Linked DNA regions of Mus musculus: region 1 is linked to region 2. Evidence: chromatin contacts called from ENCODE Hi-C or POLR2A ChIA-PET data. All regions are on one chromosome and are shown on one strand. Each heading gives the region's core, a stretch centred on a gene start or an enhancer-like site at or near the end of the contact. The rest is flanking DNA. Distances are from core to core; before and after follow the strand shown.

Region 1 (2,753 bases), core at 241-2,740, 38 kb before region 2:
CTTATAGGGCGACTCCCTTTCAGTCTGTGTAGGTACAGATTCCAAAACTTCTCGGATAGGGCCTACAACCGTGACCAACCCATTGGCTTCTCCTCTCTCCAGCTTTCCAAATTCCCGTTCCATTTATTAGCAAAGAGCATGTTCCATCTGCCCCCCAACACACACACACACACACACAAACAACCCAACTTTGTCTTTCCATTAAAAGAGTCCTGTCAGATCAAACCAAAGGACTATTTCCCATGTCTTCTATTTCCTAGATATTTCTAGGATAGAGGTTGTCTCTGCCTTCTTAGATTCAACAGAGGAGACCTACATATTAGCAGCTGTAAGGCCTATTAAAGGGGAGAGTGTATTTTACAGGCTGTATTTTACAGGCTTAGCAAGGTTCCGAATAAAGGAAAACACAACCGGCTAGGTCTGGGAGCCCATAAGGCATTTTAACAAAAGGCAATACGCTGTGGGAAAGCAACTAAATGGAAGAAATTTGGGCTTTCAGGGGAAAACTAAGGGAGATAAAGGCTATTTCTGTAACATTTCTACAAACTCCAATTGCGGCTGCTTACAGAGACATCTGTCTCTTCCTCAGAAATGAAAATATTTACACATGGGAAATTTTGTGTTGCAAATATCTTCTCATGTAACACAGGAAAGGAAGTTCCGGCTACCTTTACAAGGAGAAACTTAAATCGGTCTGATTTTGTACAGAAAAGGAGCGCAGCCAATTCCCCTTCTATGTCTCTCTCTTTTTTAAAATTGATTTCAGCTACAGTCATCTTTCCGCCGCCCCAGTGGTATATTTTGGAGTGCAGATGGATCCCTCTTGCTATCCATTATCTTCGTCGCACTTTTGTTCTCTTTTGAGTATTTTCTCTTTCTAGTCTGCAAACAACCCGAGGGCAGAAACTACACCTGGTTTTGTTCATCCCAACGCCTACCCGGTTCCCCAGCATATGCTATGTGGGAAGCTTACATAAATATATAGGATCTCTGCGGGGCGCCCCCCCCCCCACTTCCCCATCCTTTTTGTCACCAAGACTGAAAAGCTCTCCGACTCCCAAGAGGAAGCATCTTTATGTTCACATTATGACTCGTTGACTCCCTGCGGGGGTGGAGGGGACCTCATGGGATCTGTGTTAGGAACCCAAGGAGAGAAGCAGAGACCACCCATCTCACGTGTCACAGACTGGGTGGTGGGAGGAGAAATGGGCTCGCGGGGCAGAAAGTGAGGCGATCCCGCAAAGACATCGCCCGCATCTTCACGAGCTCCGCACGCTCTCTTCTCGAGACCGCGGGGACTCCGGGCCGGAGCTGCCCCGCACGTCCCCAGCTGGCCCCCCTCAGCCGCGGAAGGAAGGACGCCGGCCCGGCCCGGCCCGGCCTCGCGCGCCCCCACGCCCCCGCGCGAGCCGCCGGCGGAAGTGCAGCGGGGTGCACTTCCGGGTGTTGTCTGGCCGCCGCCGCCGCCGCGCGTCTCGGGTCTCCCGGCCACCGCCCGGGTCGTGGAGCCAGGAGCGACGTCACCGCCATGGCGGGCATCAAAGGTGGGCCTGGGCCGCGGGGCCGGGGCCGTAGGGATGGGGCGGGGCGGCGTGGGGACGACCCAGCCGGGCTCCTCCGGCGGTGGCGCTCCGCCCCTGGACCAGAACGGGGCAACCCGGCCACCGACGCGGTCTGCGCGAGTTTGCACCCAGAGACATTGAGGGCTGCGATCGGGAGGAATGCCCGGCACGGCAAACCAGTGTGGTTTCCCACCCGAGGCACGAACGCGCCCGTCTCCCAAACCCGGGCTCTGCATCCGCTCCCGGGATCGCGGTGCACAGGCTTTCCCTGCCTCTTAAATCGAATGCATCTTTGGTGTTTTTAAGGTGCAGTAGAGCCCGGATGCTAACCCAGAGTGCTCCTGGCTTCCTTTCCCCCACAAGTGCACGTTGACACTTTGTAGTTGTGATTTTTTTTTTTTTTTAAGAAGAAAGGTAACGAACACCTTGATGAAAGGTTACTTGTCTATTGGTGTGTTTTCTTCAGAGAGAACGGGATGTTGCATTCTTTGAAGACAGGGAACTTGGCTCAGTAGTAGTCTTGCCCCTGGGGTTAGAAGCAAAGTTTTGTATTTACTTATCAGCGGATCACTTTGATTTCCTGACCTGCTTTGTAGAAGAGATAACCTAGTTGGAAGTAAAAACAGTTGGATAGTGGTGCTTCCACCTCGCTGGTAAGGGCGACTTTGGCTGAGCTTTTTCCCTGGTTCACGTTTTTTCTGGTGTCTTGTTTATTTTCGGTGCCTAAAAAAAAAAAAGATGTTATTTCTCGTATAGAACCTTGTCATCTGAGCAACTAGGACACTTTCGGATCTCTTTTTGAGCTATAATAGACCCTTTCAAGTTCTAACGTGGATGGAAGTTACTGTAAAGTGCTGTTCTTTTTAGGATGTTGCCTGCGTTTCTCTACCCACCTGCGGTGTCATTAATGAGGGACTCTTTAAAAAAAGAAAACAGTTTTTATGGTTCTCCAAATCTGGATAATGTTAATCCTGGTGACAGTGACTGGGGGGGGGGGTAATTTTACTTTTTAAAGATTTCAGTGCCTTTTAAAGTTACAGGTTGCTTATCAAGATATTTCTTCCTGTTGGCCTTTAGATTGCCCTTAAGTAAGGAGTATTGCTGTAAAGACCATTACATATTTCTTGAGCCAGTTGCCTGCTACTCTGTGATACATTATATTTTCTGCTAACTCCCAGGCCGGGGAACTTG
Region 2 (2,991 bases), core at 301-2,800:
AAAAAATAAGAAGAAAAGAAAAAAAAAAGTATAAATGGGAGTTCCAAGATCTACTCTAAAGTCTAAGACAAACTCTGTGGGCTACAGACATATGAAGTGAAGAATCTTATCCTAAAGGCTTAGAACACAGTTTCAAAAGAATTGTGACAGGAAAGGCCCCCACAGGTTTAGGGAGATTGAGGAAGTAGATACAGGAAGCACTAGACAGGAAGACCAGAAAAGAACCTCCCCTGTCATACTGTATTTAAAACACTAACATGGAGGACCATAAAAGAAAAAAAAAAGTGTATTTAAAGTGCAAGAGAGCATCACCACACCACATCACCTGAACAGGTGTGTCCCTCTGAATGAAGGTAGGCTGTTCAGCTGAAACTTTAAACGTCTTGCAAGAGCTCACAATGATGTATTTCAAAGTCTGAAAGTACTCTGGTACTGCACCCACTAAACCTACGTGTTCTAGCTAAAGGAAAAATAAACACTTTCTACTGCAAAAACAGACTCAAAGCTGGGCAGTGGTGGCGCACGCCTTTGATCCCAGCACTCCGGAGGCAGAGACAGGTAGATTTCTGAGTTCGAGACCAGCCTGGTCTACAGAGTTAGTTCCAGGATAGCCAGGGCTATACAGAGAAACCCTGTCTCAAAAACCAAAAACAAACAAACAAACAAACAAACAAAACCAGACTCAAAGAACACATTACCACTAAGCCAGGTCTACAGAAGACCTGAAGGAATCTTTCAGATTGAAGAGAGAAACAAGTCCCTCTGAGAAATCATAAAAAAGAATAAACCACACTAGAAAAACTGTTAAAACAATACAACAACCACTATAAAAACCAGGAAAATGGCAGGAGCCATAACTCTGAGTAACCAAGGGTGACCTTGAATTTGTGATCCTTCCTGGGCTGGGTTTATGGGTGGGTTCTGCCATGGCCAGTTTCGTGTGACTCTCTGGAATGAACTCTGGACTTCATGCATGCTAAGCAAGCACTGTACCAACTGAGCCAACAGCCCCAACACACCCCCTTTAAGATATTTCTTGGTGTGACTAGAAATTGCTTAATTAAGAAACAGATTGTCCCGGATAACCAGGAGTGGGCCAGATTCAATCAGTTTAAAGGGTTCAGAGCAACACTGAAACTTCCCCCCTGAAAAGAAGAAATTCCACCTGTGGGTAGCAGCTTGGCCTTCCAAATGAAAAAGTCCCAGCTTGATCTACGGGTTTCGAACTTGCACAGCAGATCCCTAACTAATTCCTAACAAAACCCTCGTAATTCATATCTCCTGCTGGTTTTGCTTCTCAGAATGAATCCTTATTATGCCACCTGGGTCCTACGTAGCAGTAGTTGGGAGATGGAAAGACAGCTTGGTTTCTTCAAAGTTTAATAGCGTGAGATGACAAAGCCTCAGAAGAGCCAAGCACACACACATACACACGCATACGCGCGCACGCGCGCGCTTGTAAAGAGACGTTTAAAAACTGGATTTGATGTTCAAAAGAGATTTTGACAGGCTTAGGGAGGAAGTTAAACGTAGAGTGAACTTAACGATAAGGATCAGGGCTGATGGGGTTAGGATAGACTTGGTAAACACTGTCAAGTGGAAAAAACGACTTTCCAGGAGGCAGAAGCGAAGCAAGCCAAGCCAACCCCGAAAAGCAAACCATCCTCAGCACGCAAGCGCGAACCTGGAAAGCAGAAGGCGGGTCTCTCAGGCCCCGCCTCTCCCAGGCCGTGCCAGGCTCTGCAATCCCATGCAGAGATCATCGCTCTAGCCAGGCTGCAAAAATCGATCTCAGCTCTTCCTGAGACCCGGGCTTGACGATGGCGGAGAAGACGCAAAAGAGGTACGTGTTAACACCTCCGCAGGGGCAGAACCCGTTTCTGGTCGCGGCGTGGGGGCACTGAGACGGTGTATAGGTGGATGGCTCCATAATCCCATACCTGGCGTCCGTGGGGTGTGGGGGCGGAGAGGGTTTGTTCCGTGACCCCCACCCATCCCAGCACGCCTGCGCAGACTCCATTGGGGCTGCGTGGGGGACTCAGGGAGGCTGAGGGAGGTTGTGCGGGCGAGAAGGCTGCTCAGCGGTGGCTGCACCGTCGGCCCTGCCTCTGATCAGGAAGAGGGAGGCCTGGAAGAAGACACTGATGCTGTCATCCTTATGTCAGTGCCTGAGAGCCCAGGGCCGGCAACTATGGCTTTTCCTGTCACAGTCTTCACCAGTGAGAGCCGTTGGTGGAAAGAGACCGCATGGATAACAGAAAAGCATAGGGATTCATTTGCCGTTGCCTCCTTTGTCCTGGGATTAATGTCTTGAGATATACATATACATATACAGCTGTATGTATATGCATGTATCGGTGTTAAGGTGTGTGCGTGTGAATGTTGTCTCTCAAGCCAGAAGAGGGCGTGGATCGCCCCGGAAGCAAGCATTCAGTTATCACAGGACAAAGATCTAGAGAGACAGGGTGTTTCTGGGCAACTTTCGGCTCAGAATCGAGAATACTGGTGTCAGAACAGTGACGCCCCAGGAATAAACTTTGCTCTAAGAACTTTGTGGTATGCATTATCATTTGATGGTCTGTAGAAATTCTAGGGTTAGTGTCCTGATGAGTTCTAACTGTCAGCTTGAAACAACTTAGAGTCATCTGGGAAGAGGGAACCTCAATTGAAGGATCGTCCATGTCGGGGTGAGTGTCTTGATCTGTGATTGAGATGGGAAGGCCCATCCCACTGTGGGCAGAGCCATCTCCAGTCGGGTAGGCCTGGGCCATTTAAGAAAGCTACTTAGCAAGTGGGCCAGTAAGCAGTCATAGTTCCTGCCCTGAGCTCCCTGGGCATGGTGAGCAGGAAGTGTAAGGCGAATAAACCGTCTCCTCCCCACGCTGCATTTGGTCATGGTCTTTATCACAGCGACAGAAAGCAAGACAGAACAGTTAGAATACTGTTAAGAAATAAAATCCAAAGCTGTTTTGTTAAGCATTTAAAAGTATA

What was found. A loop is a pair of places that touch in the nucleus more often than their neighbours do. ChIA-PET counts read pairs that join two places held with the same protein, here RNA polymerase II (POLR2A).
Region 1: a map of gastrocnemius shows a loop between it and region 2 (5-fold over the local background). The contact joins the promoter of Leprotl1 here to the promoter of Dctn6 in region 2. A Hi-C loop is called at or near these places in 10 of 37 maps with a recorded cell type or tissue (T-helper 17 cell, gastrocnemius, heart and 3 more). POLR2A ChIA-PET finds 5 or more read pairs at or near these places in 2 of 5 experiments (Patski and embryonic stem cell).

What each region holds. Positions count from the first base shown.
Region 1 is chr8:34,145,476-34,148,228 of GRCm38, reverse strand. It overlaps Leprotl1 (leptin receptor overlapping transcript-like 1), which reads left to right and starts at 1,490. Exons shown (of 4, transcript NM_026609.2): 1 at 1,490-1,544. The coding sequence starts at 1,529.
Region 2 is chr8:34,107,271-34,110,261 of GRCm38, reverse strand. It overlaps Dctn6 (dynactin 6), which reads left to right and starts at 1,550. Exons shown (of 7, transcript NM_011722.4): 1 at 1,550-1,843. The coding sequence starts at 1,821. It also overlaps a transcript of Mboat4 not described here.